Linked DNA regions of Homo sapiens: regions 2 and 3 are each linked to region 1. The links are chromatin contacts, found by Hi-C or POLR2A ChIA-PET in ENCODE. All regions are on one chromosome and are shown on one strand. The core of a region is the stretch at or near the end of the contact, and the rest is flanking DNA. Distances in the headings are between cores, read along the strand shown. Region 1 overlaps SETBP1 (SET binding protein 1). Region 2 overlaps LOC105372091 (a long non-coding RNA gene). Region 3 overlaps SETBP1 (SET binding protein 1).

Region 1 (3,371 bases), core at 497-2,996:
TGTTGATCATCTTTTCCTGTGCTTCTGGCCATATGTATATTTTTTGGAAAAGAAATATCTATCCAAATCTTTGCCCATTTTTCAACTGGGTTGTCTTTTTATTGTTGTATAGGGCTTCCTTATGTGTTCTGGATAGAAGTCTTTATCAGATATGTGACTTGCAAAATTTTCCTTTTATTGTATGAGGTGTCTTTTCACTTTCATGCCAGTGACCTTCGAAGCATAACTTTTTATTAAGTTTAATTTATTATTTTTCTTGTTCCTCATGCTTTGGTGTCATATCTGGGGAGGGTTTGCCTAACCAAAGGTCAAAAAATATACTCATGTTTTCTTCTAAGAAATTGATAGCTTTAGCTCTTGCCTTTAGGTTTATGATCCACTTTGAATTTATTTGGTGTATTGTAGAAAGCAGGGCTCCAGCTCTTCTTCTTCCTCCTCCTCCTTCTTTTTTATTTTTTATTTTTTTTTTGAGACAGAGTCTTGCTCTGACACCTGGGCTGGAGTGCAGTGGCGTGATCTCAGCTTACTGCAACCTCCGCCTCCCGGGTTCAAGTGATTCTCCTGCCTCAGCCTCTTGAGTAGCTGGGATTACAGGCGCCCACCACCATGCTCATCTAATTTTTGTATTTTTAGTGGAGACAGGGTTTCACCAACTTGGCCAGGCTGGTCTTGAACTCCTCACGTCGCCACCTCGGCCTCCCAAAGTGCTGGGATTACAGGTGTGAGCCACCACACCTGGCCCCTCCTCCTTTTCTTCTTTCTCCTTCTCCTTCTTCTTCTCCACTTTCTTCTTTTGCATGTGTATATCAGCTTTTCCCAGCACTATTTATTTATTGAAAAGACTTATTCCCCATTATATTATATTAGCACCCATGTCAAAAGTCAATGAGCAATAAGTATCAGGGTTTATTTCTGGACAATCAGTTCTGTTCTATTGATTTATATGTCTTTTCTTATGCCAGTGTCACACTCTTGACTGCAATAGCTTTGTAGAAATTTTAAAATTGGGAAGTGTGAGTCCTCCAACCTTGTTCTTTTTCAAGATTGTTTTGGCTATTCTAGGTCCATGGCATTTCAATATGAATTTTAGGGTCAACTTGTCAATATCTGTAGAAAGGCTCTCCTAGATTTGTTAATGCTCTCCTAGATTTGCTAAGCCTCAATTTTCTCACGTATTTAAAAAGATTGGTAATTCATGTCCTGTAGAGTACTTGTGAAGCCCCCCAAAATATAACTCTGCTTTAAATGTTTAAAATACTAATTTCAAATCCACATTTTATATTGTTTATCTCATTTTATAAAATTCAACCAATTTTAATCCTCATTTTCAGAAAAATATATTTTTGCCATATTTATTAACCTAGCATTGTCATCATCACACCTCTGGACTCACTGAAAACTGTGACCTTTCCCAGCTTACACAAGGACCAGATTGGTTCTACTGCCAGGTACCTGTGTTAGAATTGAAGAATTCTAGATGTGTAAAGGAAAATGGCCTCACCTACCTTAAGGTGGGATGTGGTTACTCTCAGAAAGGTGAGAAGGAAGGAGCAATTGAAAGGAAGGATGAGTAAGGAGAAATGGGGAACTTCTTTAACTGCTGGCAGTGTGTAGAGAATTAGACTGAAAGTGGCTTGTCTTCAGAGGCTGGTATCTGGAGGGCAAGGCCGAGGAGAAAATGTGTTCCTGCTTGCTACTCCACCTCTAGCTGGAAAGCCCCATTATTTGAATGGACCAGAATCCAGTAATCCAGTTTGTAGGTGTCTGCTCGGCTGTCATTTGTTCTCCTGGCTGACTGCAAATATAACTCAGAGTGATGAAGATTACAAGGAAGAGTATCTTGGCCAAGGTCCAAGGCTCTGAGGTTTTCTCATTCAGTCTGTCCTCTGAACTTAGGAGGGAGTATCGTACCAATTCTGCTGCTAGGCTCAGAGTAGTCTAAAGCAGAAAGCAATCAAACCACAGCTTTTTCTCTTCTCCTGTCCCAACTATTTATAGTAACCGATGCTACTGTCACAGTTATCTTAGCTCACGTTCACTGAAAGTAAGACCTTATGCTATGCATTACCTTCATATGAAGTCAGCACAGTTATTATTATCCTGATTCTACAGATGACAAAACCAAGGCACAGACAGGTTATGTATTTTGTCAAAATTATAAATATTTAAAGGGGAGTATGTCCAGGATTGATCCGAGACGTACCATGCTATACCATGTCAACCCTCTTCTGTTTCTTGTCTCTGTAGCTCAAATAGCATTTTCTCAATTTGGCTATACTTGGAGAATCACAGAATTAGCTTACAACCCTCAGGAATTAAGACTCTTAAGAGCAGTGGCCTAATTTCATTTCTTCAAGGAAGCACCTTCCAAGATTCCGTAGATTACACTATGGTTTCTTGTCTATGAATTCCTATTGCATTCTTTCAAGAAGTCAGCACCTGAGTCCATAACTATCGGATGGGTGTTTCTGAAGGCTGAGAACTGCCCGCCGTCTGGGTTACTGGCATCATTGACAATGCCGAGACATGCCTCTTCCTCTCTGAGATTGTTGTTAACTGGAGCAGGAGGTTCTCACTAAAAACATGCCGACTCCCTCCTATGGCCTTCATGATGTAACCATCATACACATTGCTGCTGTTCTATAATAATAGGTCACCATTCAGGGACAAACAGCAATGACTGACTCATTCAAGAGATGGCGAAGGGGTGAGCGGAGGGATGACCAGGTAAAGAAAGGTGTTTTTTAGCATTTTTCCTTACCTCAGAGCTCCATTGAAACCAAATCTGGATTGACCTGATTTTCCAAACCTTTATGTCTTTGATGGAGTCAGGAAGATGAAAGAAGCTGTTGTCTGTACAACCTATTTCCCCTTCTGTGAGTTGAACTGAATTGAAACTGCTCCATGTTTATCAAAGATCAGGCAAAGATATGAGCAATGTCCTGATGTCAGTGATACGGGCCAGTGTCCTGCCCATGGTCAGCATCCTGGGTCTCCATTATTGGAAGGCCTTAACATCTTCATGAGCAACCCTTTTCTTCCCCCAGAGGAAACTAAATTTCTTGCCCTGTCATACTAAAAACCTAGAGGGGGTTTTATCTATTTTACTTTGTTTTGTAAGCGTACATAAGAACTCCTGATTTCATTTTATGTTGTTAATAGTGGGTAGGGTTGTTTCTACTTTTAGCTCTCCTCTAGTGCCTCCCCACAGGGAAATCAGCCTCTGGTCCCTCCATGTGTTCAAGTGTACAGGCCTCTGGTTGCCCCCTGCCCCTCACACCCTTTTCATCCACCCTACATTATTCTAACTTGCCACTCTCTGAAGTTATGGAAGGTGAAGGCCAGGGAAATTGTGGGTATCAATATAGGAC
Region 2 (3,371 bases), core at 388-2,887, 200 kb after region 1:
AAGCACATTTTTGAAATTAAAGCTGCATTTACACCCTTAGAGAAAGGTGTTTTGTTTTAGCTTGAATACTGAAAACTACTCAGTCCCTCAGGCTAATGTGAACATGATCCCCTTGTTAGTCTTTTGCTTTTCCCATGTAATACAAATGTCAAAGTCCTCAATACCAATACAAATTCCCTGCTCTTGAAAAAGACTGGTAAAAAAGGATAAAGATGTGGATGAAGAAGAGGATCTGGCCTCTCCAGGGGGACTAAGCAGAATTCATAAGAATGCCAAACTTTTCAACTGAGGCTTTAATCATTATCCATCCATCCACCCATGCATTTAACATCTATGGGACATCTACTATGCCAGAAACTGTGCTTTGGATAAAGGATGAAGAAACCACAGCCTGTGTCTTCAAGCTTCTAGTTATGAGCATCCACCAAGAAGTTACCATAGGTGATCTTGTCAGATGGCAAGAAGCCATCTGAATTCAGAGCAAGGAATTAGGGATGAAACCAGAGAAGGCCTGAGTAGTCATGGATACAAGAACATCTATCTCCCTCAATACTTTTGTGAAATTACCAGTTTTCTGAGTCTTTTCCCTTTACTTGTAATAACACTAGTCAAAGGTTGATTGCCTGATTTATTCCTTTTGGTTCCTTCCTCTGAAGGTAAGGATTCTGCTTAAGGAATGTCTAGCAATTAGTAAATACCTACAGCATAGGACTCATGTCTTCTAGAATGCCAAGCTTATTGCTAAATACATGTATAACTAATAGGTGCCTGTCTGGCCTGTTGTAGCTTTGGTATAATCTTCACTAGGTTCCATGAATACTGAGTAAGAACAGGACACTGGCAAAAATGGCAGTCATTTCTTTACTGCTGTTTCTTCTTCATTCACACCACCTTCTAGAGAACCTCCTCTTTGAAATGTAACCCCAAGTACCAGAAGCTCCCCAAGCCATGCCATGGCTAACTACACCAGATGAAGCTCAGGAAATCCATGTCTCTTTTCAGAATTAAAAAGGAACTCCTAGATTAAGTAGATTAAATTAATGAGTGTCAGTGCTTTAACTAGAAACCTATATAGATTCAAAGGGTGTGGCCACTTTTGGGTACTGCTCTGATTTACGTGATGAGTGCACGAGTAGAGAAGCTCATCTGTGACAGAAAAATGAAGCAGAGATGAGAAATTCTTAGTATCTCCCAACTCTGCAGGTCCTATGATACCCCATTATGTAGCCATTGGGTTCTATGAGTTATATATTTACATGTATAACTTCTTTCTAATATTTAAACTAGTTTGAATAGACTTTTAGTGCTCATAACCAAAGGATAGCTGACTAAGGAGAATAAAGGTCTAGGTTCTTACTAGGAATTTATCAGGATAAAAGGCTAGATACAGAAGGAATATGGACTGTGGAGGTCAGAAAGCACCAGTCTGTGATAATCCAATAATCTTACAGAAATAGGAGAAGAAAGATATCAAACCAACATCAACTTTTGCCTGTTTTAGATTAAAAAAAAATCTGAAGCATTTGGTCTGTTTCTGCTTTCCTGATGATCTATCTGATGTGAAAATCTTGCATTGTCTTTATCTACAGCTGTTCCAGCTAGTTGGTATGGAGACATTGTGGCTTTACCACTGCAGCAGCACTGCCCAGTAGAACTTCCTGTGATGACAAAAATGTTCTATATCTGTCCAACACAAAAGCCACAAGTCACATGTGGCTGTGGAGCACTTGCAATGTGACTAGTGTGACTAAGAAACTGAAAATTTAATTTATTTTTAATTAACATAAATGTAAATAGAAAGAGTCACATGTGGCACTCTCGTAGCTACTGTATTGGCTAGAGTGGCTCTAGTATATGCTGCCAAATCCCACAACTGTTATCTCAGTGCTACAACCCACTTCAACAGCCGCCCAGCAGTTCCTCTCTTCTCTCTGTTGTTTCATTATATGGCCAGTCTTCACAAAGCTATGGGAGAGATCTTCAAAAATACAAATCAGCTTAGGAAACCCTCCTGTTGATATCCCTCCTGTGATTTATCTTTACATTTGTAATAAAATCTAAACTTCTCCTGCAGCCTGAAGGTCCTACCTGATCTGACGCTTGCCTACCTATTTCGCTGTATCTTCTTCCAATCCTCCTACCACTCTGTCCCATATTCACCACACTCCAGCCTCACTGGCCTTCCTTCTGTGCCCTGGACACACAAAGGACACCATCAGCTCAGGACTTTGATTTCGTCTCTTTTAAACTTAGAATATTTTCTCCCAGATCTCGCTGTAGCTGGCTGTTCCTTGTCATTTAGATCTCAGTTTGTGTATCAGTTTCTAAGATAATTCTTTCCTGGCCACCCTGCCTAAAGCAGCTTCCACAATGGGTCCTTCTTCTTAAAATGTATTTATTTTCGTTCTGTTTCATTTTCTTCATAGGACTTAGCACTTTCTGAAATCATCTCATGTATATCTATCATATTATATCATATTATATCTTTATCCACTTACCCATCTACTCATCTATATTCATCCATCCATCCATCCATCCGTCTTCTAGTGCTCATAACCAAAGGATAGCTGACTAACATAAGGAGAATAAAGGTCTAGATTCTTATTTTTTATCATCCATCTTATCTTTTACCATCTACCTTTTACCTCTGTATCCCTTCACAAAAAGGTAAGCCCATAACAAAAGAGGATTGGTTTGACTTAGTCACTATTGTAGCCTAAGAGCCTGGAACACTGCCTGGAATGCAGTAAGTGCGCAACAAATATTTTCTGATAGATAGACTGACTCACTGAATAACTACTTATTCATAGTTTGGAACCCTTGGCTGAGGCTCTTGCAAGGACTCCTTCTCACACAGCACTGGATCCACCAGAAAGGTACTGATATGTCAAAAACTGAGCTCTGACCTTTCCCCAAAAACTGACTCCTCTGCAGTTCTCTCTGTCTTGATTAGTGATAGCACCATTCTGGTACTGATTCATGCCAAATACCTCAGTGTCATCACTGACTCCTCACTTTCTCTTACCCCACATCCTATCCATCAGCAACTTTTGGCTTAGATGACCACTTCTGACTACCTGCACTGCTACCGTCTCACCTAAACCACTAAAATCCCTTCATCTCGTGCCTACATTATGGTAGAGCTCTCTTAACTTCTCCTACTCCTAACCTTGGACTCTTCATTCTAGCTTCAACAGCATGATTCTGTTAAAACATAAATCAAATTATGCCATTTCTTTATCCAAAACCCTCCAGTGCCTTTATTTTACTCAGAGTAAAACTCAAAGTTCATTTAGAAAGACCCACAAGTCCTATACCATTGACCCCATCACCTCTTTGATCTCACCTCTAACAATGCTTTCTCCTGCTCA
Region 3 (3,371 bases), core at 283-2,782, 180 kb before region 1:
TGGGACAGGGGTTTAGAAGCAAATTATCTTGTGGTTTGGCTGAATGTGAATGTTGGGAAAAGTCAAAGAGGAGCTCTGCATCTTACTGCTCTAGCGGACATGATTTCCATTTTATTTCTGCATCTTACAGCCAACCCCTGAGCCTCTAATCTCAGTGACATGCCCATTTAAGGGAGTTAGGATATAGGGTGGGGGAGGGGAGCTGGCCTAGACCAGAGAAGAGGCTCTGAAGACCAGAGATAGGTAAGTGAGAGTGGGAGTCTGTTTACAGATTGTCTCTCATCCACTGTGATATGTTAATTTTTCTGAGCATCTTTTGATCAGATAAGCAAATCTCAGAAGCACAGCTCTTGTTCTGATTGCTTTAGGGGCATCACTGTACCTCTTGTGGTTAAACATAGTAGCCTGTGACACCAGCCCTGGAGTGGAGTGTCTGGGCTGGGAGGATGAGAAGGTAAAGCCTAGAGGATTTGAAGAGGACAGGGTCAAGGGTTAAAGGACAGGGGTTAGCAGCAGGCAAAGGCCCAGGATTGAAATATTTGCTGAAGGCTGACAGGCAGCAGAATAGAGGCAGACAAGTGGCAAATTCCTGTTTTCTCCTCTAATTGAGAAAATATTTTGAGTGGTATTCAGTCAGACTACATAATGAGTGGGGGTGGGGCTGGAAGTGGAAAGAAAGAATATGAATGAGCAAGAATATTATTAAATTACTGCAAGAAGCCAAAGTGTGTGCAGAGTTCAAGGAGCTGTATGAATGTGCCCTCCTTCCTTGCTTCCTAATTTGGGATGCACAGCATTCATTTCTTCACTCACTCATTTAGCACATGGTCACTGGCAATGGGGGTTTACTTTCAAAGGAGGGTTTAGTAGCTGCCCATAGAGTTACCATCAGATAAATGTAAAAGGGGCCAGTTTTCTCTCCCAAGGCTAGGGAGACACATAAGCAGGTGATTGCAACACGTGAGACTCCCATCTTGATGCTGTTATTGTTCTTTTCTTTTCAACATCTAAATCTGGTAATCATCTGTATCTGCTCACAGTTTGGGGAATAATTTCATATAATTTCACATCTAAGAGAGACTATAAAGTGATTCCTGCACTAAGTCTGGCTATCCCAGGGCCTCTGTTCTTAATGAGTTACCTGTACTGTCCAAGGAATTGTGTAGCAAAACTGGGTTGGGGGGTGTGTGTGGAGGGGCAGAGTCTGGGTTTGGGGAAGTAGTTAGGAAACAAAGCAGTTATGTCTTGACTCAACCATAACCAGCCTGCCCTTGCTTGAAAGATTCGGCTTTCATATTTTAGGAGCACAGGTTCATTTTGTTTTCTAGGCTGACAGTGAATAGCACTGATGGTTTATTCACCAGGACCTTTCCTGAATTATAGGGGCATATAGCTGGGAAGGCCTTTAGGGTCATTTTGCCAATAGGAACCCACAGAAGTTAAGGGACATCCTCCCGGTGCTATGTGAGGTTGTGGCAGAGCTGGGACCTCCTCCCCCTCGGCCCCCTGACTTCCCAGCGGCTCTGGGTGTGCTGTCACCTCTTCCAGGAAGTGATGACTCAGATTATTTTCATCAACATACCTCCCCCCTCCAACTCCGTTTTCTTCCCACAGCCACCAAAGCCAATAATAGACTAAGGCAGTTTCAGTTTTAGACAATTTCCTTTTTTACTTAGAAATCTATGGTTAGAAAAGGGTGTAGGGTGGTAATAGTGGCCAGGGGTGGGGAGGGAGGCATGAGAAGCTTCAAAGGGGATGGGCATCTCCTGGCTCTCTGGTGGCCTGGATGGAATTAGAACCAAGAACTTTCATATGACCTTGAGTAGATCTCTAAAAGATTCCTTCCCTCTGAAGTTTTTTGACTTTTAAGTTCAGAAGGGAATTTCCTTTCCACCAATTCAGGGACCATTCCTAAAGCTTCATGAAACCCTTACATAATTTTTAAACTTTAACAACTAACTCATGTGAGTTGTTACACATAGCTTGTAAGTGACATTTCAAGCCTTCTTGATTTTCATTCCAACAGTTCTAGATACATAATACATTCTTTTCAAGGAAGGTAGGGACTTTGTTTTGTTGTAGTAACTAAAGCTGGCAATCATTGAAAGAGATTATGAATAATCAAATAATAATACTTATCTCTTGAGTTCTGTATGGGAGGCACCAATCTAAGCCTACTACCTGCAAATGTATATGTAATCCTCCCCAAAACTCTTAAGAGGTAAATCTTACTGTTCTCATTTTGCTGATGAGTTAACTGGCATGGGGAGGTTGAATAACTTGCCAAATGACATCTAGAGAGTATATAAAAGAGGTAGTGTTTGAAGTCCAGTTAGTCTGATTTCAAAGTTCATATTCTTAAACACAAAGCTATATAGGACCGCCTCCCATTTGCAGATTAGAAGTCATAAACTGTAATAATATTACTTTCAAATTTCATCACGTGTTTGATTCTAAGTGACATGAACTTGAAGTTTATTAAATATGTAAAGTACACAAAGACTTCATAAAGGCCCTATTTTTAATAAATGCCTCAAGCCACACAACTGTGTGCTTCGTTACATAATTTGTTTTTGTAATAATACGTGGAGAAGAGCCCAAGATGAAAGGGCTGGCTAGATTATTGTGTGTCAGTTGTGCACACACTCTGTTTCTGTTTTTCATTCTGGGATCAACTGGGGAGATAAATCCATTTGCCATTGATCTTACCATCGTGAGGGTGGAGTGGTTATCAGAGGATCCTGGAAAGTTTAAAGCATTATCCAAATGCAAAATAAAAGAGGTGGACAGCTTTTTATTTTTTTTAACACTATAAACATGTTTCAGTTTTGCTGTTCAGACTCTTCTCTCTGAAGTCCTTTTCCATAATGTTCGTTTGGGTAACTAGCATTGGAACATTTGGATAACTCAGTGTTTGAGCTCTCTGGATGAGTTGCATGCATTTGACTGAAATATTTGATCACTGTGTGTGTGTGTGTGTGTGTGTGTGTGTGTGTTGATACCCAAATAAAACAAACTCTTAAGGTTTTACTGTCAGTGTCCTTATTTCTGTCTCTCACTTTGGGGTGAGAGATTAGGATAAGTGATATCTGCAGAGGTTCCTGTCTTGAGGCAGGGCCTTCCTTCTCATTTGAAAGCATCTTAAGGATTTGTTGCTGAATGCCTATCTTCCTGTGGTTCACAAAGACGCATTCAGATGACATTCTAAACTTGCTGCTTTCACGGCAGCCTTTTCAGTGAGTGGCCAGCATCACTTTTCAGTGTGGGGGGATGGACAGTAGGTGGACACTGTCTATGTATGAGCCCTGTAGTAAGTTGCCAACTGAATGGTTTGAGATGTCCAGAATGTTCCCTTCAACCTCAAAGGAACA

The links. Hi-C counts contacts between places; a loop is a spot of excess contacts on that map. ChIA-PET counts read pairs that join two places held with the same protein, here RNA polymerase II (POLR2A). Pooled maps may share reads with other maps.
Region 2: a map of GM12878 shows a loop between it and region 1 (2.7-fold over the local background). The contact joins two enhancer-like sites. A Hi-C loop is called at or near these places in 1 of 168 maps with a recorded cell type or tissue (GM12878), 22 of 37 single-sample maps with no recorded cell type and 7 of 50 pooled maps.
Region 3: a map with no recorded cell type shows a loop between it and region 1 (5-fold over the local background). The contact joins two enhancer-like sites. A Hi-C loop is called at or near these places in 2 of 168 maps with a recorded cell type or tissue (mammary epithelial cell and naive thymus-derived CD4-positive, alpha-beta T cell), 8 of 37 single-sample maps with no recorded cell type and 12 of 50 pooled maps. POLR2A ChIA-PET finds 5 or more read pairs at or near these places in 4 of 52 experiments (activated CD4-positive, alpha-beta T cell, activated CD4-positive, alpha-beta memory T cell, activated CD8-positive, alpha-beta memory T cell and 1 more).

Annotation. Positions count from the first base shown.
Region 1 is chr18:44,907,610-44,910,980 of GRCh38, forward strand. All of the region lies in intron 3 of SETBP1 (SET binding protein 1), which reads left to right. Among named protein-coding and RNA genes, the nearest start is that of MIR4319, 61 kb to the right of the region's middle. Within about 2 kb of position 1,747, at least 2 of the 41 ENCODE cell types and tissues checked have a DNase peak (open chromatin) inside an H3K27ac peak, as active enhancers do.
Region 2 is chr18:45,104,819-45,108,189 of GRCh38, forward strand. The region is part of intron 3 of LOC105372091 (a long non-coding RNA gene); the gene reads right to left. Among named protein-coding and RNA genes, the nearest start is that of MIR4319, 140 kb to the left of the region's middle. Within about 2 kb of position 1,638, at least 4 of the 41 ENCODE cell types and tissues checked have a DNase peak (open chromatin) inside an H3K27ac peak, as active enhancers do.
Region 3 is chr18:44,724,224-44,727,594 of GRCh38, forward strand. The region is part of intron 2 of SETBP1 (SET binding protein 1); the gene reads left to right. Among named protein-coding and RNA genes, the nearest start is that of SETBP1, 45 kb to the left of the region's middle. RefSeq lists enhancers at 1,111-1,160, 1,291-1,480. Within about 2 kb of position 1,533, at least 21 of the 41 ENCODE cell types and tissues checked have a DNase peak (open chromatin) inside an H3K27ac peak, as active enhancers do.